2 separate regions of the Mus musculus genome follow, and region 1 is linked to region 2. A link is a contact called in ENCODE Hi-C or POLR2A ChIA-PET data. All regions are on one chromosome and are shown on one strand. The core of a region is the stretch at or near the end of the contact, and the rest is flanking DNA. Distances in the headings are between cores, read along the strand shown. Region 1 holds the start of Pstk (phosphoseryl-tRNA kinase). Region 2 overlaps Tacc2 (transforming, acidic coiled-coil containing protein 2).

Region 1 (4,941 bases), core at 2,227-4,726, 720 kb after region 2:
ACTTGGGGAGGGGAAAGGTTCCAACTACCAAAGTTGTCATATCCTCAATGTCGGTGAGCACTGACAACCCACACAAATCTCCGTCCTCTTTGTTAATCAAAAATAAGAACTCCCAAGTTTGCCAGGAGTGCCTGAGGAGCAAGGTCTGCGCAGCTGCAAGCTCCCACATAGCACCAAGTGCAGACTTCCTGAGAGACACTATTTCTTCAAGGTTCAAACAGTCTCTCAGCCTCTACTGATTGACCCAAAACATAGCAAAGGCTTTGCTGAAACATTTCACTCAAAGCCAGACACAGAGACTTCACTTTACAAATCACTACATCTTCCCCCTTTCTGTTTTTAAGTGGATTTGTTAGGACTAACAATTATGTTGGAGATTATGGAGATGTGCAGTAAATATGGCCTTTTGTCTAGTTTTCTAACAGTTTTATGCAAATAAAGTCAGAATATATTTCAAAGCCAGTAAACTTATCACAACAGGTTACACTTCCAAACTTCTTGAAGAAAGTCAGGGCAGGAACCTGGAGGCAGAAGCTGATGGAGAGGTCATGGAAGCATGCTGCTTACTGGCTTGCTTCCGGTGGTTTGCTCAGCCTGATTTCTTATAGAACCAAAGCCACCAGCCAAGGGATGGCACCACCCACAGTGGGCTGGGCCCTCCCTCGTCCACCACTAATTAGGAAGATGACTTATAGGCCTGCCTACAGCCACATTTTATGGAGGCATTTTCTTAACCGAAGTTTCCCTCCTCTCAAATGACTTGTTTACATAAAGCTATACAGCGCAATAGGTGGCTGACTCTTGGCAAACTAATATACAGTTATGTTCCTAAATCTTACAGATAGAATAATGCTTCTTGACTTTTTAAGATTTGAAGAATTTCAGGAATGTAGTTCAAAAAGTAGAATGAGTGTGGGGGTCCAGATGTTCCTTGCTCTGGGGGAATACCCATGGTAATGTTAATGCATTTGATATGTGCTGTTATCCTGGACACCCACTGGCTTTATCCAGACTGAGACACATTACAAACTTTAGAGCATATCTAGGGGAAGTGGTTTCATTTATAGTATTAGGAACCTGTAGAGCCCAGGAATGAGAGATGGCTGTGATTGTTAATATTGCCAACCTGTTATGATCACTGATGAGATGTGATTCTGGGCAAGTCTCTGATTAAGTTTCTTCTTTTGTTTATGTGAGGAGCTTTCTAAATTGGGATGACAAAAGTGGAAAGACTCCAAATGAGGGCAACCTATGGACTGGGGTCCTGGACTGAATTGAAAGCAACAAGCAACTGGAACACCAGCATTCATCTTCCTCTGCTTCCAGTGGATCCAATGTGGCAATCGGCATCATGTTTCTGCTGACATGATTTTCCTGCCACATCCCACTGTACCCTTGAACACCGAGGCAAAACAAAAGCTCAAACTGCCTTTTGTGGGTAATGAGAAACATAACTAATTTGGTGGCTGAAGATGGAAATGTATTTTGAAGAGAAAATGGAGGAAGCTGGCAAGTTGAGGGTAAAGAAGAGGCAAGAACCAAGGGAAACAGGTTAACTGGGTAGACAACAGTGCTTTCTATTACTTTAGTGGAAAAGAGGAGAGCAAACTTCATAGTTTTTTTTTTTGAAGTAATGAACTTGATCTAGGGTCAATAAATGTTTAAATCTGTAATGATTGCAAGTAGACTGATCCTGAATAATTTCTAGACATTACTGCTCAGTTGATGGAATTATTGAGTATATGTGAAGCCTTGGGTTTTGCTATCACTTCAAAGTACAACTAAGAATATACAATTGAAAAGTGAACCTCGATGTAAACTTGAACATCGTGTAGGGAAATATAGTGTATGTTCATGGTACAAGCATTTGACGGGGTGTGTCCAGTTACACAAGTGCATACAGAGGGCAGAGGGAAGCCATTCCTGTCGGTTGCCTTGAGATGGGGTTTCACCCGGGTTTTCACAGCTCTCTGGGTACACCTGTCTCCAACCTGAAATGTTGGGTTACAGGCACAAGCAGCTTTGCTATTCACACCTTCTGACATGGTACATGGTAGAAGAAGAAAATAGTAGGGATAAATAAATTCATATTACATTGTATACCTGTGTGGAATTCTCAAGAATAAAGGATTTGTTAAGAATTAGTTGAATGTGTTATATATATATAATATTTCATATTAAATATATTATATATATATACACATATATATTCTCCCAAAATAGCCATGATTTTGTTGCCTGAAAAACCAAGGAAACTTGTGTGGGTATGGAGAAGGATGAAGAGAAGCAAATGGTTTAGGATAGGCCCTTGTATTGGGCCAATGGCAACCATGTGAGAGGAAGAGCTTTTCCTCTCCAACCAAGAGAGACAGAGAACGTTATGCACTTCATCATGCACCACACCACACTTAGCAGCCAATTCTCCTCTGGGTTTTGCTTCTTATTTTTGTTTGGTCTTTTGAGAACAGGTCTCACTCACACTGTAGCTCTGATTGGTCTTGTATTCTCTTTGTAGACCAAGCTGGCCTTGAACTTACCATGACTCTCCTTACTGCCCCTCCAGAGGCATGTACCACCCTTCTTATGTCAGCTGTAGTTCACTTCAGCACGCACTGATTTTGTTCTTGAGTGATGACTACAGTTTGAACACATCTTTTATGAATAAAAAGTACCATAAAAGCTTATTTTTCTTATACCACACCCCTCTCACACATTTTTATTTGGTAGTTCTCTGAGGTCTGTCAGTCTGTGTTTTTAGGAAGGGTAAAGAGTTTGACACAGTCTCCTGTAGCACAGGCTTGCCTCAAACTCTTGCTCCTCCTGTGTGCTGCTATGCTCCTATGCGCAGCTCCTTTCTGAGTGCTGGGATCATACCCCAACTCCAAGCTCGCTAATATTTACAAAAAAAAAAAATTCTATAATCCGAGTTTTCTGCCAGCATGTATTGGGGATAAGGATGTGCATTTCCGGTCCTATTTCTTCCCACTAGCTGCCACCTGGCAGCCCAGGACTCAGGAATATTCAACCATTGCTCCCTTCAAGCCCAGAAAGAGAGAGAGAAATATGCTGTCCTCGCTTCACCGCCTATTTGATGTCCCGCACTTTACCTTTCAAAGCCTTCCTTTAAAGGTTTCTAGTCTCTCTTTGTACAGAGGATGCCCAACGTAACCAAACCAAACAGGAAACCCTAATGGCTTGAAGGTGGGGCAGGGAAGTTGATAACATCTGGAGTAAACCCAACTCTGGGACCCTTAAAGTGTCCAGAAAGTATGAAAAGAAGCGCCAAGGACACCTGGCCTAGGGTACTAGGGTCAGGGACAGCTGACACATGTTATTCACAAGGTCCAGAGGGCCACCTGAGTAGCAGCCTGGACTAAGGCATCTTCTCTGGACTCGCATCCTCGCTTGTTGCTCCTCCTCAACGTCGCCAGAGGGCGCGGCGTGGTGCTGGGGCACTGCGCCTGCGCACCCGGCGCAAAGGTTTCTGGAGACTGCAGCAAGGGCATGAAGACCGCGGCGGCTCGTGGGGCCACTCGCAGAGACGGACAGCCCAAACTAGGACTGTGCGTCCTCTGCGGCTTGCCGGCGGCCGGAAAGTCGACTTTTGCACGTGCGCTGGCCCTCCGCCTGCGGCGGGAGCGGGGTTGGGCCGTGGGCGTCCTCTCCTACGACGATGTGCTGCCTCTTGCGCTCCCGGACTGCGATGGCACACAGCCTCGGGTCAGCATCGGGTGGGGGCGGACGGGTTTGCAGGCTCGGCCCAGGCGGTGAGGCTGTGGGTGGATCCTGCAGTGCCTGGGTGGGAAGGGAAGCCTGACCGGAGCCGGTGGCTAGGGGAGCTGGCTAGCTCCGCTCTGTAGACCTTTTTCGGAATAATATGGTCAGAGCTTTGTAGAGGTGTTTATGCCAAATTTGGTACGTTCACATACTGCATATTCTATGCAGTGGAGCTTTAAGATAAGGCCTAGCTATGTTGTCTGGGTTAGTCTCAAACTCCCGAGCTCAAGGATCACCCAGACCCCTCCCGTACAAGAGTCCTAAGGCAGAGTGAAGTTTTACATTTAGTGTACAAGGTAGACATCCTAGGCAGATACACCCTGATAATAATCCCTTGGTAGTTTCTCCGTAGCGCCTAGGACCTAGGCAAAGAAAGGGATCTTTAAAAAAAAAAAAAAAGGTTAAAACCAGAATCTGTAGGACTGGAGCTCTGTAGCTCTGTACCATTTTGGAACTCCCCATGAGAATAAAGAATACAAGTGATAAATAACAAAATTGCTAGGTCCCTCCAGGAAAGTTTTACCAAACCAAGGGCCTGGTCTGCCAATAGTATTGAAAAACGTGGTGATTTCTTGGTTGACAGCCAGGTGGAGTGATAAGCTTGAATTGTATGTGCCAAGTATATACTCCTTAATCCTTGCATTTACACCCCAGTGAGGTGCACCCCTGCTGGAAGCCGACTACATGGCAATAGAGTCCGGTCTCCAGTTGCATACTTAACTCTAAAGCAGATATCTCCTGACATCTTAAATTGTTACATTTGTTGCTTAGTGCTCAGGTGTAGAAAAGTTACATGAATTTAAGGCAAATAGGATGACTACATTTTCTAAGTATATTCAGAGTACCCGCACACAAAGATAAGTATATGCAAAGCCTCAGTGTATTTGGAATGTGGGAAACATGTATTTCTTCATCAGAAGATGCCGCTTCTGCTTTGGCTCTGAGGACAACAACAGCATTGTAATTGGGTAACTTGTAGGTAGGACTCCCGCCACGTTGGAGGAAGATAATGGTTACTGATGAGGATTGGCTTGCCTTCGCCTTTATTACTGCATTTTTATTTTCTCCACTCCCTCCCCCGCCCCCCACCCCAGGCCTTATTTGGTCAGTGTGGTTAGAAAATCTCCACCCTTTAGGCAGTGACACACATTTCCTTCTCTGGGT
Region 2 (4,898 bases), core at 983-3,482:
AAATGGAGAGAGACATTTGTGGTAGCTGGTAGAAATAGAAACACCGGAGGGGAGAGGAAAGGGCTTGCTGAATGGGTTTACATGTGCCCTGTGATCACCCCAGGTCCCCATTGAACAGTCCGTTCAATGAGGGGTCCCAGGGCAGACTCCTATTTGTTTTATCCCAGAGGAAAGCACAGTTCTCTTATGAGGCAGAGAGAGCTCCCGATCCATTTCTCTGATACCCTGTAGAGTGGCCACATTTAAAAAGGGGCCACACTTTCTTTTATATGGAGCAATGACTTTGGCTGGTTTACATCCATTCAGATCTACATGTAGATTTTAGTGGTGAGTCCCAACTTATGCTTTTGGGCTGACAGTTTGAATGTGGAAGGGAGACTAGGGCTGGCTGGCTGTGCTGGCCAGCGCGTGGAAGGATTTTCATGGGTCTCTTCTTCACAGGCCCAGCCCTGTCCTGGGCGTTTTTCTCTAAGGAGACTTGGAGCAGGATATAATCCGGCAGCTGGCCCCTTATACAGTCACTAGGGTGGACTCAGTCTCTAGGCCACCTCCTTCTTCTGATGCCACTCAAACGTTAGGTCCCAAGCTAGGTGCAGTGCCGTGTGCCCTTAATCACAGCTCTGTGGCATGGTATGTTGAATATGGTAGCCAGCATTTAAGACCCATCTTAAAAGAAACAGTTAGCTCAAGCCTCAGAGTATGTTCATGGAGTATGGCCTGCTTATATTCCAGTCATTCATACCCAGGCATCTTTGCTTACGGAAGTCTGCAGATCAGTTCTTGGGGCCTCTGTGAAACCTAGATAGAATTAGTCCTTCCCCTCTGTTGCCAGTGCATGGACTATTTAAACTGAAAGGACACTTTAAGATCAAGGTTTCCCGTAACAGATTTGAAAAAGAAGCATGGACGTGCAGGGTCTCAACTAGGATTGCATTCCAAAGTGGGGCTCCAACACAGGACCCCAGACTCCTGACCTGGTTGTGTAGGTGTCACAGCACAGGCAGCCTCTGGTTTTATTTGGTATTGCATTGGTGTTGTTTGTTTGTTGTTTCTATGGAGACAGACTCTGCATGAGGAAACGACATATCTAGCATCTAGTTTACAGAACTACTTCCATAAAAACTGGCAGGGTTCTGGAGAGGGGGTGGTTGGTGGCAGTTGAATGACTTCAAGACTGTAAGGTCATGTGTGTGTGTGCATGCGTGTGACAGAGAGAGAGAGAGAGAGAGAGAGAGAGAGAGAGAGAGAGAGAGAGAGAGAGCACAGGTGCATCTGTATCTGATGGGCAGACTTTGATAGGGGTCAGCACCCCTTGGAAGGAATATCTAGAAACACAGAAGGGTATTTCTGGTTGCCTTGGTGACCAAGTGCACTATAGGCACATGGTGGGTGTGGGTCAAGGGCACTTTGCATGGGACAGGCCTGAACAACCGGGAATCGGGAATTGCTACTCCAAGTAGCAGTAGTGGCCTAAGTGGAGGACTCTGCCAAGGTCACAGGAATTCAAAAGATACTTTTTAGGAGGATGTGGAAACAAACCTATCTATGGCAGCCAGGTTCTAAGCTGTAGTGTGGATGAAGCTAGAAGACAAGGAAGGTGTAGCGGAGAGCATTGGCAAGATGCTGATGGGGCTAGCAGACAAGGAGAGTGTAGTGGAGAGCATCGGCATGCATGTGTGCACATGGATGTGTGTTTTCCTGGGATTTGGTCCCTTGGCCCAGAACACGGTCCTTGGATCATCATGGTTGGGTCTGGCAGACTCCTGCACCTGCGCACAGACAATCAGAAAGTTTGAGAAGTTGACAGAGTCAGTGGCTGAGGTTGTCCAGAGGAGCAAATCTAAGAAAGAGAAGGCTCACAGCCAGGTCACTGGGTCTCTCCCATTGTGACCAAGGTCTGTGAAACCCAGCTTGGGGATGGATCTTTTGCTGCCTCTGCCCCAGTGAGGTCACAGACCTTGGTTTATAATCTGAACAATCATTTTCACAGCGACTCCCTTGGATGACAAAACATTGTAACAGATTATGAAATAATTTGAGAGACGTGAGAGGCATGAAAACAAAGACTCAGGAGAAACAAAGGTTTGCCAGGCAGGGCCTCTAAAATTAGAGCAATGGTCTCCAGAAAACATAGTAATTGCTGGTGGTGGAGGCTCCATTCTGGACGTGGGGGAGGGGCTCAGCACCACCCTGCTCTCCGTCTCCCCTGTGTACTCTGTTACAGGGTTTCAGCTTCTCGTCTAGCTAATGGATTCAGGCGTGCCAGTTAAGAGAAAGCAAAGTTCTCGAGACTCATTTCCCCTGGGGCGGGAGGGGCAGTGTAGAGATTGCCAAGGATTTAGAGACAAAGACTCAATCGTACCAGCCCTGCCTCCCCTCTTACCAGCTGTGTGACCTTGGGGGAGTCATGGACCATCTAGGGGGCCTCTTCTCTTTAGTCAATAGTAGGGGTAGTTATCCTGGCCCCTCTGCTTCATGGAGCTGTGGTCTGTTGGTGAAGCCGCATACATGAAGACACTGGCAAACTGTAGAGTGCTTTGCAAAGGAACAGTACCCTGTGTTAGTAGTTTCTACCTCACAGGTGCCTGCTTATTGGCGGTATGTTTCCTGGTATCTGCTATAGCCTGTGGTTATTATTATTATTAGGTATTATTGTAAAGTGTAAGCAAGGGGCCGCACACATTCGAAGCTACTGACTGGCCTCACTCTCTAGGAGCAAGGTAGCTGGGATCCTGTATGCTTTCTCTAGATGAGGTCCAAATAAAGTGTGTGGAACCTGATTCTGCTCACAGAGGACAAATCTGGGTAGAAAGAGACAGAAAGAGAAAGCTGTTGCTCCGTTGGTTGACTTCTGCACTGTCTTCAGCCCTATTGGTTCTTCTCATTTGGGGTCATGTCCGTAGTAGCCCCCCCCCCCCCCCAAATCCATGAGCCATCTCAGTGTCTGCCATTTAGACTTAAAAGCAAGCGATCACCATTCTTGGATTTGAGGGCATGGAGGCTTCAATCATACCTGTTTTGAGCACATTCTGGACAATGTTCCGTTCAGTTGCATCTATTCCCCTCTTCCTGGTATTGTGCACGCAGCCCTTCCTTAGCCCCAGGCTTCTGTGGCTTTTGGTTGTCCAGCTCCCCTCTTCCCACCACAGGGAAAGGCCATGTTATGTTACCTCTTCCACTTGACTGAACTGTGTTCATCTCCCAAGTTACCTGGCCTAGGAGTCTGTTTTCTAAACATACCTGCTTATAGTACCAGAGCCCTAAGATCAGATCTGGCTCTGTGAGGTCCTGCTGGCTTTGGGGAGACTCCCATGGTTTGAGGGAACATTTTGGTTTCAGAAGAGATGATTGCTTTCTGGGGTGATTGCCTTCAAGCCTCAGTGTTCTTGGCATTTGGAAAATATCCTAGGCTTTTCTTGGTGTCTTCGGCCTTGAAGTGGGCCAAGAGAGGGCCAGTAAACTTAGTACCAATCAACCTTGTGTAACTAACTTTCAGACAGATGCTCCTTAAATGAGTCGCATGTTTACCTGTGGAGTTGAGCAGGAATCAGATCCAGAGATGACTCCAGCCAAGACAGACAGCATAGGCCCAAGTGAGAAGTCAGGGCTTTTAGCCAAAGCTGCATCTCAGGCTCTGTTCCCAGGATGTCCTGTGATCTGCCTGCTCAAAGTCTGTCCTTGAAGTCTGACAAGACCCTGCCTCATATTTCTCTGAGCTCATCACTCAGAGTTCCGTAGAACATTTCCCCAGCGGCTCCTTGCTGGGTCAGGGAATAGGCCCTCTCGTCTCTCGGAGAAGTATTTACTTCACTTAAGGATGGAACCTTCTTGTGTGACAAGGAGAAAACCAAGTAATTTTATTGCTGGTGTGGTTTTAGAACCAGAGAAAACCTGTGATTCTGATAAATTCTTAATTTGTTTGTTCATTTCAAAGTTGTCTCCTGTCTACATAAAAATACTGGAGGCTTCTGCCCGGCCTTCAGCTCATTGCTCCTGGGATGGGTGCCTGTTCTCAGCTCAAGCAAGTTAGAAGGGTGTTGGTTCTGGCCTGCCCAAAGAGGCAGCCAGAAAGATCTAGGGAGACAGCTATAAATATAGTTTTTTGGGGGCCACTTTCCTGTATACATATGATACCTACCTCCTGCTTAGCCATGACCCATGGTGAGATAAGTGCCATTCCTTTCTTAGGGATTTTATTGAATAGACCAGGCTGGCCTGGAATTCACTATGTAGCCCAGGCTGACCTCCAATTCACAATCTTTCTGCCTCCACCTTCCTAATCCTGGGTTTACTCATCTATGCTCCCTCCCATGCCTTGATAACCTATGTTTTTAAACTGTGGTTAAACAAATCACTTGGTGTAAAGTTTTGCATCTTAACTGTGCTGCCAAGTGTACAGGTCAGCAGGGTTGCTGTAGTGATACTGTTGTGGTGTGGTCCGATCCCTGGCACATACATACCTTGTCAGTCTAAACACACACACACACACACACACACACACACTCTCACTCACTCTCTCCCTCCCTCCCTCCCTACCTCCTTCTCTTCCCCGCCACTATCTGACAGTCACCGTTCTATTTTTGATTCTATGACTTTTACATATTTTTTGTTCTTATTCCTTTTCACATTGTTTTGGTTTTTTGAGACAGAGTCATCAAATAGCTTAGGCTAGCCCCTGACTCACTGTGGAGCAGAGGATGACCTTGAATCGTTATTCCTCTTGCCTTCCTCCCCTCCCCTCCCAGCGCTGGGATTAGCCTGTGCCACTGGTTCAGTTTCTGCTGTGCTGGGGATGGATCCCAGGGCTCTGCACATGCTAGGCGGACGGACATTCTCCCGGCTGAGCTGCGTGCTCAGTGCCTTTTCTTGATTTTTCAGGTGATGCGTTTCATCCTTAT

What was found. A loop is a pair of places that touch in the nucleus more often than their neighbours do. ChIA-PET counts read pairs that join two places held with the same protein, here RNA polymerase II (POLR2A).
Region 1: a loop to region 2 is called in a map of regulatory T cell, with 6 times the contacts of the local background. The contact joins the promoter of Pstk here to the enhancer-like site in region 2. A Hi-C loop is called at or near these places in 1 of 37 maps with a recorded cell type or tissue (regulatory T cell). POLR2A ChIA-PET finds 5 or more read pairs at or near these places in 1 of 5 experiments (embryonic stem cell).

Annotation. Positions count from the first base shown.
Region 1 is chr7:131,367,670-131,372,610 of GRCm38, forward strand. Pstk (phosphoseryl-tRNA kinase) reads left to right here and starts at 3,477. Exons shown (of 6, transcript NM_001039534.1): 1 at 3,477-3,720. The coding sequence starts at 3,505.
Region 2 is chr7:130,647,184-130,652,081 of GRCm38, forward strand. All of the region lies in intron 3 of Tacc2 (transforming, acidic coiled-coil containing protein 2), which reads left to right. Among named protein-coding and RNA genes, the nearest start is that of Gm39098, 3.7 kb to the left of the region's middle. Within about 2 kb of position 2,233, at least 1 of the 3 ENCODE cell types and tissues checked has a DNase peak (open chromatin) inside an H3K27ac peak, as active enhancers do.